2 separate regions of the Homo sapiens genome follow, and region 1 is linked to region 2. The links are chromatin loops, found by intact Hi-C in ENCODE. Cell type or tissue: Calu3. All regions are shown on one strand. Each heading gives the region's core, and the rest is flanking DNA. Links, peaks and the distances in the headings are about the cores only.

Region 1 (5,000 bases), core at 1-5,000, 1.3 Mb before region 2:
GACAGTGGTAAAGACTTTAGTGTCAGAGAGTGTTGCATCACCAATAGTTACATCAATTTGATTCGTGTCCAGATTTCAAAAATGTTACCTTGTCAAACCATAACCTTTTCCAAGTCTTTCATTTGTCATTGTTTTGTAGATTATATCATTTATTTTACATTACCTGTATCAGAAAGCATGGATCATGGATTATAAGATTTTTTTATTATATGTTGGTTGTTTTTGTTTTTAAAATAAAATTAATACTGTAGGCATTTGTGTTCAAAAGGGACTAATCAAATATTTTGGAAGGAAGTTTGATTTCATGTAACAAACATTACTGTAACTTCACCTAAGGAGACCTTTGGTTCCTTTTTGCTTAAAAATATATTTCAGAACCATTAGGAGAACATTTTAAATAAATTGAGTAAATATACTGAACTTTTCAAGGTATCTAATACACTAAAATCCTGTGGAGAGAAGCTGGCTGCTTGACTTTAAGGTAAGTCCTAGGAATTTGCCCAGTGGCATGGTGACAAACCCCTACTCTTATGAAAATTGCTATGAGATCTTTAATGTCCACACAGAAGAGGAAGGATTTGAGGTTTTGTGGTCTCATTTGAAAGACCCCTACGTAGTAAACTGCATGGAACTCAATTTATCTACCTCAGAAAGAAGAGAAGTCTTTGTAGCTCCTGTACCTATAAATCTAAGAAATTCTGTGAATATATGCCTTCATATTCATGCAGCACCAATTCCCTTCTTAAAAATAATAAAAATAACAAGGTCTATGATCATCACGTTCATATAGATAAAAATCTATTAACTTTTCATCGTTATCACAGTTCTCCTATCAAAGTGTAGGCATTCGTGGGGCAAGCTCACCTCCCCTGGTAGCCGTGCAGAGGTAGATGAAGATCTTTTACATACTTCTTTGTTGGTTTGCCTTTTATAGTGTATGTGCTTGATTTAGGAACTGCTGATGGTAAAAAGGTAATTTAAGAAGACTATAAATATTTGCACAGATATGCGAACCCAGCTTGTAAGACATCCGGCTAACAGGTTTTCCCATATTCTGAGCAAAGTGAGTGATAGGAAAAAAAAGTAACTTCTAGAAAATGTTGACCACGTTTAATTCAGAGCTTGATCTGATTCTATGTGAGGTAACACATACTTTAATGCCCAATCTGGAGACTTACCTATGAGGTATTGTGCACGTGTTAGCTTTATTTTCTTTCCAAACATTCTATTTGTCACTAGAAAGATACATAAGAAATAATCTAACAGAGTTTGCTGAAACATCTCAGAATGTAAATGTATAAACTGTTTCTCCATAAGAAATGTGGGTGTAAAAGAGGAAAACACTATCATGTATATTTTGATAAAATTATAGCAATTTTGTGGGTTGGGAATTTCTCTGGAATTCGGTGCCTCTAGCAATTTTGTCTTCAGTCTTTCCTTATTGTGTGCTTAAGCACAAACTATGTTGGTTTGGCAGTTTTGATGTACTTAAAGCCTGAGATTTTTGTTTTTTAGGTCAGGTTAACTAAGTAGTTTGTTTCTATAAATGCCATTTATGATTGCATTACTATAAATCCATAATTTTGAATTCCTCTACTACATCTTTAGTACACCAACCTGGAAAGATGTATCTGTGATTTAAAATTGAATACACACGTCTTTCCTGTATTTGTTATTTACAACCATGAAATTCTATTTCAAAATATAAACAAAACCAGTGTTTTACAGATACTCTTTCATTTTTTCAGCAGGCCCATTGTACGCAGGTTTATTATGTGATTTATTTGTGAGATGAAGGGAGTTAAAACTGAGAGCAAACAAAAGTGATCATTTAATCATTTGATGGGGTCTTTTTTGCTCACCTTTACAACTGGTATTGATTAAAACAAATAAGATTAATTAAAAATTTGAATTCAGAGATAAAGTTTTTTTTTTTTTCTTTTTCACTGTTACTGGAAACAATGTAAATTCAATCTTTCATTGTACATTATGGCTTTGGGTGTGAAGTAACCTTTTTCTTTAAGGTGTTGTCATTAGTTAAGTTTTTCTCAGTTATCCCAGCAATTTATACAATTAACACATCTCCTGAAATATCCATAAAATTTGACAATGTATTACTGAAGCAATACTCTAATAAAGTTAATGCACTATTATAACTTAAAGAAAATCTTAGATCATTTTAAATTTCTTCAGTATGCTTGATCACAGAATAATATTAAAACATTTTTAAGTTTAAGAGCACATTTAGGTCACTTTTGATGACAGATATACTTTTTAAAGGTTCTTAATATTGGCCTATAAAGCAAGTGTCAATGAGCTTGAGCTGCATACAAATGACTTTTCTGCCTTCCACAGGGTTCTTCAAAGCTGTGGGCACTAGAGGGTGCTCTTGGAACTAATACTAACAATGAGTGGCCTAAACTTGTTCTTTCAAATCAATACTATCAAGATCCAAAAATGTTTCGAATGAAATACTATATCATTATTAGTTTTTAACACTGGGCTCTGTGATTGTCATCAGCCCAACTTCCAAAACAAATCACAAAAACAGCAATTAAAGCCAAGAACTCCGTAGCGTGACAATTATTTGTTGTTAAAATCAAGATTCTTCTCCTACTCTTTTAAGTATTCTCCCACTTTTTATTCAGGATGTATACATTTTTATAAATGACAAGGAAAACGGGCTTGTCAGGCAATTAACATTTTATTTGGAATTTAAATGCGCAGAGTCAGAAAAGGTTGTTTCTTAAAGGAAATGTATCAAGAGTCTGCAGTCCAACTTTTCTCATGGTATTTGTGAGGTATTGTGGGCATCCAGGGATGCTTGCACATGAGGATACAGCATCCTTATAAATGTTGTTTTATATGAAATTGTAGAATCATCACCCCCGTCCACCCCCTGCAGTTATTTATAAAGGCGTCATTGGTAGTTGCCTTTCTTAGACCTTCCCTGCAGGCATGATCAGACTCAAGCAGGCAGCTATTTCTCTTTAATTTTCCACAGCAAGCCAGTAATGCTTATGATTATTGTGAAGTCAGGAGAAGTTTAGTTTCATTAAGTGACATGTAGTGATACAATTAGTTACTTAAGCACTTCTCATAAAATGTTCCACCATGGAACCTAGGTTGTCGGATGCAGCTAAATATTAGCATCTCATATTAAACACAAGAGTAAAGCTGCCCTGTGGAAAGCACAGCTGACAGCTCTCAACATGAGCTGAATGATCATTCTCAATTGTAATCGATTCTGTAAGTACTGAACACAAACCCCCAGGCAATTGAAGAAAATAGGATGATGAAGGACTGCAAACTAATATGTTACACATCTTCATTGATTAGACATTGATTAACCATTATTTTCCTGAATGACAAACAGCTAGTGGTAAAGTAACTGAGGCTTGTGATTTATTTACATCTTAGACAGGGATGACTTCTTTATTCAGCTGATTGTGAGCTAATGCTAAACCAGGAGATAGCGATAGCTAGAGAATCCAGGCTGCTGTTTTCTTTTTCTTTCTTTTTTTAAAAAGAAATCTTCTTGGGCAGCCTTTCTAGATTTCTGGAATGTTTCTATTAGAAACAAATTTAAGTAGATTTTAAAATGATCAGCCAAATTCCAAAATACAGAACATGTACCTGTGGTATAACTACATTTAAAGGGAAGATCATTTTATAGACTTGGTATTTACAAGCATATTGATCAGTGTTTATTGAACTTTTAATTTAATTCTCTCTTCTTTTCAGTGCCTTATTGGCAATTACTCACATTTTTGGAATGAGCCAAATGAGAGTTTCTATGTGTCAGTTACTTATTTTTCTTCTGTGAAGCATATTACTTTAGAACTATGAATCTATTTAAATGTGATACATGTAAGGAAGCAAATATTTTACACTTTAATTTTTGGTTCACATAAAACTTGAATATTATGGACAATCTTAGATTTATGTAGCAAAGTCTTGCAGCAGTGTCATAATACTTAAAGCTATTTCAAAAGATTGCAAACAGTATGCCCAATGGAAAAAGTTTACTCGTGAATTTTCAGGCGATCTTTTTTTCTATTATAATGAAGGAAAGAGAAAGATACTCAATGAAATGAACTGGATTAGCACTAAGTAGAAACTAAATAATAATGAGACTAGCTTTTTTTCTCTTTCTGAAGTACTCCGCATTTTTAAGGTTTGTGGAAAACATTATTTATAAGCAGAAATAATTAAGATGTTCTGGCATTCTTCATTATAATGGTCATGATAAAGACTTTTGATGTTCAAGAAAGCGTAATTTGCTTCTCCATTGGAATTTGATTGTAAATTAGCACTAATTAATGTTCACTTAAGTGTTACAGATGTGTGCTATATGTAGTTAGTTACCAAAGGGGTAACTGTAGAAAATTTATTCTGTAAAAGTATATTAATTTAGAGTAATGATTAGAATGTCATTTAAAAAATAAGAGAAATTCATTACCATTTCCAGTGTTACAAGCCAATTTTAGCATTTATACAACTTAGGAAAAAAATTAGTAAACCATATCATTTAAATTAATATAGAGATGCATTAAACACCACCCTATTAGTTCTTCAATTATTAGACATGTAATTGTAAAATTTCATTGTATTTTGCCCTTTAATGTAATTCTAACTCTAGGTTAATAAATCAGATCTGTTATTTATGGACATTGCCAACTTTATCATAATAAATATGAGTATGCTTTTCCCCAAGCAATTTTTGTTAGTCTCTTCTAAGAAACTGGACATTTGTGTACATGTATATTAACTGAAATCTTCCAGCTAAAGATTTGTCATACGGTTTTAGGATTTAAACAATGGGGTAGAGAGAAAAATGTGTGAAGTTTAATTCTACATTTTTAATTTTGAAAATTGGAAAGCTAGTTTAGTTGTTAAAGAAACCCAGCTTTACTTTAAGGGAAACAGACTTGTTAAGTTTTAAAAGAGGAAGAATACCTAGTTGGGACAACATGTGGTGCTCTGACTTTTACAAAGGG
Region 2 (6,354 bases), core at 603-5,602:
AATTAGAAAATATTGTTTTGTACAGCTAAACAATGGGTTTGTGTTTTAACCTAAGCATTCCTATAAGGGTTGAAATGTTTTTTAAAAAGATAAAAAATTTACAGACCAAAAAAGTTACAGTAAACTAAGTTTAACTTACTAAAGAAATAATTTTTAAAATAAATTTAGTGTAGCCTAATATAAATGTAGTGTTTATAAAGTCTATAGTAGTGTATACTAATATCCTGTTTCTTCACATTCACTCACCATGACTCACTGACTCATCCAGAGCAACTTCCAGTTCTTTCAGCTCCATTCATAATAAGTACCTTATATAGATATACCACTTTTTATCTTTTATGCAATATTTTCACTGTACTTTTTCTATGTTTAGTTACACAAATGCTGTTGTGTTAAATGGCCTAATCATTATAGTAACCTGCTTTACAGATTTGTAGCCTAGGTATAATAGGCTATATCACACAGCCTAGGTATGTGGTAGACTATAACATCTAGGTTTATATAAGAATACTTTTATGGTATTTGCATGATGATAAAATTGTATGCACTTCCAAGAATGTATTCACATCATTAAGCAATGCATGTTTGCAGTTGCTTCAGACATTTCTTCTGTTTCTTTCTCTTTTTCTTCTTTTTTTGGTATTCCCACTTTGTGCATGTTACGCCTTTTGTTGCCCCACAGTTTGGATATTTCTGTTCCGATTTTTTCATTCTTTTCTCTCTCTCTCTCTCTTTTTTTTTTTTTTTTTTTTCAGTTTTCGGAGTTCTGTTGATATATCCTCAAACCCAGAGATTCTTTTCTCAGTCATGGCCGGTCTACTAATGAACCCATCAAAAGCATTCTTCTTTCTGTTACAATGTTTTTGACCTCTTGCATTTCTTTTTATTCTTTCTTAGAGTTTTCATTCCTGTTTATATTACTCAACTGTTCTTGCAGGTTGTCTACTTATTCCATGAGATCCTTTAGCATATTAGTCACAGTTGTTTTATAACTATGGTCTGATAATTCCAACCTCTCTGCCATAGCTAGGTCTGATTCTGACGGTTGCTCTGCCTTGCTTCAAACTGTGGTTTTTGCCTTTGAGTATGCCTTGTAATTTTTTGTCAAAAGGTAGACAGGATGTATTGGGTAAAAGTAACCCTGGTGAACAGACCTTTAGTGATGTACTGGTAAGGTGTGCAGGGAGGGGAAGCATTTTTTGAGTCTGTCTTTTGGCAAGCCTGTGCCCCTTGGCCACGCATTTCACAAGCGCTCTTAGCTTGTTTTGGTAGCACAGGATTGCTACAGGGGGGCTGGAGTTGGATATTTCTCTTTCACCATGTTAGTTAGCCACAATGTTTGGGCTCTGATAAAATAGTTTCTCCTGAGGCCAGGCCTTATTAAGGAGAACTGAATGCTCTGAGGTGTTTCGAAGTGGTTGTTTTCCCCTTCTCCTTCTAGAAGCCCGAGAGGGTTTTGCTCTGATCTTCACAGTGAGACCTGGTAGAGTTAAAACTCATAAAAGTATGACCTCCCCCACTGTACTAGTCTGTTCTCACATAGCTATAAAGAACTACCTGAGACTGGGTAATTTATGAAGAAAAGAGGTTTAATTGGCTCACTTTTCCACAGGCTATACAGGAAGCATGGCTGCAGAGGCCTCAGGAAACACAATTATGGCAGAAGGCAAAGGAGAAGCAGGCTTGTCTTCACAGGGCCAGAGCAGAAGGAAGATGAGAGATGGGGGGAGGTGAGACACACTTTTAAACTATGAGATCTCATAATAGATAACTCACTCACTATCACAAGAATAGCACCAAATGGGAAATTAGCCCCCATGATCCAATCACTTCCCACCAGGCCCCACCTACAACTTTGGAGATTACCATTTGACATGAGATTTGGGCGGGGACACAGACCCAAACCATATCACCCACCTTCCCATGACCGGGTCCTTCTGGAGCACTTATCTCTCAGGCTCTCTACTTCAGGCTTCCAAAGCAACTTACCAATTACAGTTCAGGTTTTCCTACCCCAGTACTTGTTCTAGGGGAGGATTCTGCTTATGGCCATTAAGTTGTGATTTTCTCTTTGTACTTATCTTGCTAATTTTGGAGGGTAGTAGTTTGTTCTGTAATCAAACTTCTCTGATGGATCTAAAATGAGTTGTTGATTTCTTTAGTCTGTTCAGCTTTTTATATGTTAGGATGCAGTAATGACTTGTAAGCTCCTTATGCACCAGAACAGAACCTGGAAATTCTAAATCTATAAGCTTTATTTTTTTTTCTTACATCTGACTTTGTAATAGAATTTAACTAGTCTCTTGAAATTAGTTGGATATTCCATCATCCTTTTTTGCATCTTCTGTTTGCTGGAACAAGTTTATAAAGAGTGATAAGTAGTAAGTATGCGTTCCTTAAATGTTTGGTAAAAAGTACCTGCAAAATAGTCAGGGTCTGGGGTCTTACGCAATTTTTAAATATTGTTCCAGGTTATATTTCCATATAACTTAATTAAATTATTTGAGATTTTTTTGTTTTTTGTGTGCTCAGCCATCATAAATCATTTTTAGTACCATACAGACACACACACACAGACACACTCACACAAAACCTCTGGGGCTTTGCACTTGTTTTTTCTCTTTTTGGAGTACTCTTCTTTTCATATATTTTGCCAGCTAACTCTTACTATTCATTAATTTTCTTTGATACTTTGCCTGCAATCAATAGCTTCTACCAGATGGTAGTGGTCATATATTATAGAGAACCATGCCTTGCAGAAAGCCTTGACCTCAGTCAGATCAGATTTGTATGCTATATAGAATCCTTCTCTTTTCTCAAGGCTCTTATCACACAATATTGTCATTCCCTGTAGACTCATCAGTATGTTCCACTAGTTCATAATCTCCTTGAAGGCAAGAGTTGTATCACCTCTTGATTCCTAATAGATTGACATATTAAGTCCTTAAAGTATTTGTAAAATAAAACATTCTGTACAACTAACTAGGTTACGGTGTTAAAGGGCAAGTGGTTGTTTTCTCCATACCTTTGCTTGATATTGACATTTGTGAAATTTTAATTGTTCAGTGTACACTTTAAGCAGATAACCACTACCATCTGGTGGCAATTACATGAATTACAGTCAATAACCTCAGAGTATATTTCAAGCAGGTAGTTCTCACTTCGGGGAATGGGAAACCAGACCAGCGGAGAGGTGGGTGACAAATGTGTTTCTCAAGTACTTAAAAGGTCAAAGTTAGCTCACTATTTTCAAAACATTATGGGCATATTCAGTGATAACTCCATAATCACATATTTTATTTGCAAGCACATGGTTCAAATATTCTTTAAAGATATTTTATTAAATAGACATTTATTTTGTTGTATTTTTCAACTGTATTGACTTTTTATCATTATGAAATCTCTTTTTTAATCTCTAGTTATTCTCCTTAAGTTTTACTTTAATATTAATAGAGCTACACTACTTTCTTTCAATTATTTTTTACATGGTATATCTTTTTCTATCAATCATTTTACTTTGAACTGATCTGTATCCTTATATTTGTAGTTTGTGACTATCCCTCTACCTGCTTCACTGGCTCCGTCTTATGTGTCAGGCAGTCTTCTAGAAGTGGTCATACTTATCTTCTCTAAGGCCATTCAAGACTGTTACTTTGCAATGCCAATGGGCCTCCAGTAGATACCTCTTGTCTTCATCAATGGGTGACATCATGCTCTCCTAGTTTAATACTAAGCTGTGACACTCAAGGATGTATATACCTTGGGCAAATGGGATGCTCTTTTTGTTCTGCATGTGGACTCTTGCTTATCCTCCCTGCTTGTGGCCGTGTGGGAAAGGTAACAGCATGGTCAGCATTGAGAGACATCAAATTCTAGGAATGCAGTGACTATAATCTACTGTATCATGAGGACTATGTAGGTGGAAGATGTGTAGTTTATGCTATAAAATTCCAATAGGACACTTAACATGACTAGAAAATAATTGTTCATATTTTCCTGAATACTCTGGGAAATTGTCAGTAATGCTTAGCTATAATTTTTAGAGAGCCACTGAATACTAGCATTCATTTGCAGCATAATGAATGATGTACCATCATAAGTAGTAATGTGACCAGCATTAAGTCAATGGTATTAAGATTTTGCAGAGGCAAGATACTGTTTTAATACAAACAGATTCTAAAAAGCCACAACATTGTGGTTAATAACAATAATGTCCTCTATTTTCTGAAGGTGGAAAATATGAAATTAGCCTGTATGGTCATTTGACAACTCACACAAAATAATTCATGAACCTGAATAGAAGGAGATGGTGTTTGGATACCATAAAAAATAATTGTATGCACTAACTGGAAAATAAATAAATTGATAAGTGCCTAATTTCTGTCCACTATTAAAAACCATCTTTATGATAAGTCTCTATGCCTAATATAAACCCATGAGTATTATAAGGCATTTTAAAATCATGTTGCAGATATAGAAAGGACCCTGTATCAAATATTTGCCTGATGTCCTGCTGACCGTAGAGGTGGCCCTGTTTCTAGGCATCTCTAATTAGATAGCAGGGAATTGTTTAGAAGAAGGATTATAGAGGGGAAATATACCTAATTAATCAAGATATAATTAAATGGAATACATTGGAAATTGTCCTGAGAGTGAGAGCTGTGATGTATACACACACTGATGATCCATAAATTAAAGGGAAGTACAAATTAGAACTTTAGCAAAGGGATAGCTTGAACACAGACCTCTGGTTTCCAGATCTTTTGAGTTTTCTTTCTAGGGTGATGCAATATAACATTCCAGAAAAGGCAAAACTATGAGGATGAAAAATGATCCATAAATTATAGTGCCAATCTACCATATCCAAAAAAATACTCTGGATTAAAAGAAAACTGAAACAGAACAGAGATTTCAAAGTAGATGGTGACCAAAAGAAGATACAAATTTTATAAGCCTTCAATTAGTCTATCTACCTGACTACCTATCCATCTAAAATAACTAAACTTTTGAAATAAACTTTAAGAATTTTTTAGATATTCGAGTCAATATTAAAAAAATATATATTGATAGAAGCCTGAAATAAAAATTTTACATTGTCTCAACAAAACACAACATGGTTGGTTAATGTGAGTGTTGAAATTGATATAATTCATATTAGATAGTATTAAAATGATAAAAAGGAATCAGATCTCTTTTTTGTTAATGTGGAGGAAACAGAGGATATGTTTTAAAATAAGAAAAGCACCCTGTTTTATGGCTGAAACCATGGAGGGTGTCAAAGAGAAGGAGGAGGTTCCTGCTGTGCCAGAAACCCTTAAGAAAAAGCAATGGGATTTCGTAGAGCTGAAGATCAAGCACCTGAGAAAGAATTTTGCCCAAAAGATGCTTCAAAAGGCAAGGAGGAAGCTTATTTGTGAAAAAAGAGAAGCACTATTACAAGGAATATAGACAGATGTACAGCACAGAAATTCGATAGGTAGGATGGCAAGAAAAGGTGGCAACTTCTCGGCCGGGCACAGTGGCTCACACCTGTAATCCCAGCACTTTGGGAGGCCGAGGCGGGCGGATCACGAGGTCAGGAGATCGAGACCATCCTGGCAAACACGGTGAAAGCCCGTCTCTACTAAAAATACAAAAAATTAGCCGGGCGTGGTGGCAGGCGCCTCTAGTCCCAAATACTCGGGAGGCTGAGGCAGGAGAATGGCGTGAACCTGGGAGGCGGAGCTTGCAGTGAGCCGAGATCGCGCCACTGCACTCCAGCCTGGGCAACAGAGCGAGACTCCGTCTAAAAAAAAAAAAAAAAAAAAAGGTGGCAACTTCTATGTACCTGCATGCAGAACCCAAAACGATGTTTGTCATCAGGATCGGAGGTATCAGTGATGTGAGCCCAAAGATCCGAAAGGTGTTGCAGCTTCTTCACCTTCATCAAATCTTCAGTGGAACCTTTATGAAGCTCAACAAGGCTTCGTTTAACATTCTGAGGATTGTAGGACCATATATTACATGGGGGTACCCAAATCTGAAGTCAGTAAATGAACTTATCTACAAGGATGGTTATTGCAAAATCAATAAGAAGCAAATTGCTTTGACAGGTAACACTGATTGCTCGATCTCTTGGCATCATCTTCATGGAGGATCTGATTCATGAGATCTATACTGTTGGAAAATGCTTTAAGAAGCAGACAACTTCCTGTGGCCCTTCAAATTATCCTCTCCATGAGGTGGAATGAAAAAAAAAAAAAAGACAGCTTATTTAGTAGAAAGTGATGATCCTGGCAACAGGGAGGAACAGATCAACAGGCTTATCAGAAGAATGAACTAAGGTGTCTACCACGATTATTTTTCTAATCTGGT

The links. Peaks named below come from ENCODE experiments on the same cell type or tissue, not always from the same donor. Only the 100,000 strongest peaks of a DNase experiment are listed, where the experiment ranks them.
Region 1: a loop joins it to region 2, with 11 times the contacts of the local background. A loop is called at or near these places in 7 of 110 quality-filtered maps.

The regions. Positions count from the first base shown.
Region 1 is chr2:164,427,751-164,432,750 of GRCh38, reverse strand. No RefSeq gene overlaps it. Among named protein-coding and RNA genes, the nearest start is that of GRB14, 190 kb to the left of the region's middle. In Calu3, for the core only: a CTCF peak has its summit at 2,406 (motif pointing right); a DNase peak (open chromatin) is centred at 2,370.
Region 2 is chr2:163,152,219-163,158,572 of GRCh38, reverse strand. It overlaps the pseudogene RPL7P61. Among named protein-coding and RNA genes, the nearest start is that of KCNH7, 320 kb to the right of the region's middle. In Calu3, for the core only: no CTCF peak of the experiment used is centred there; a DNase peak (open chromatin) is centred at 3,142.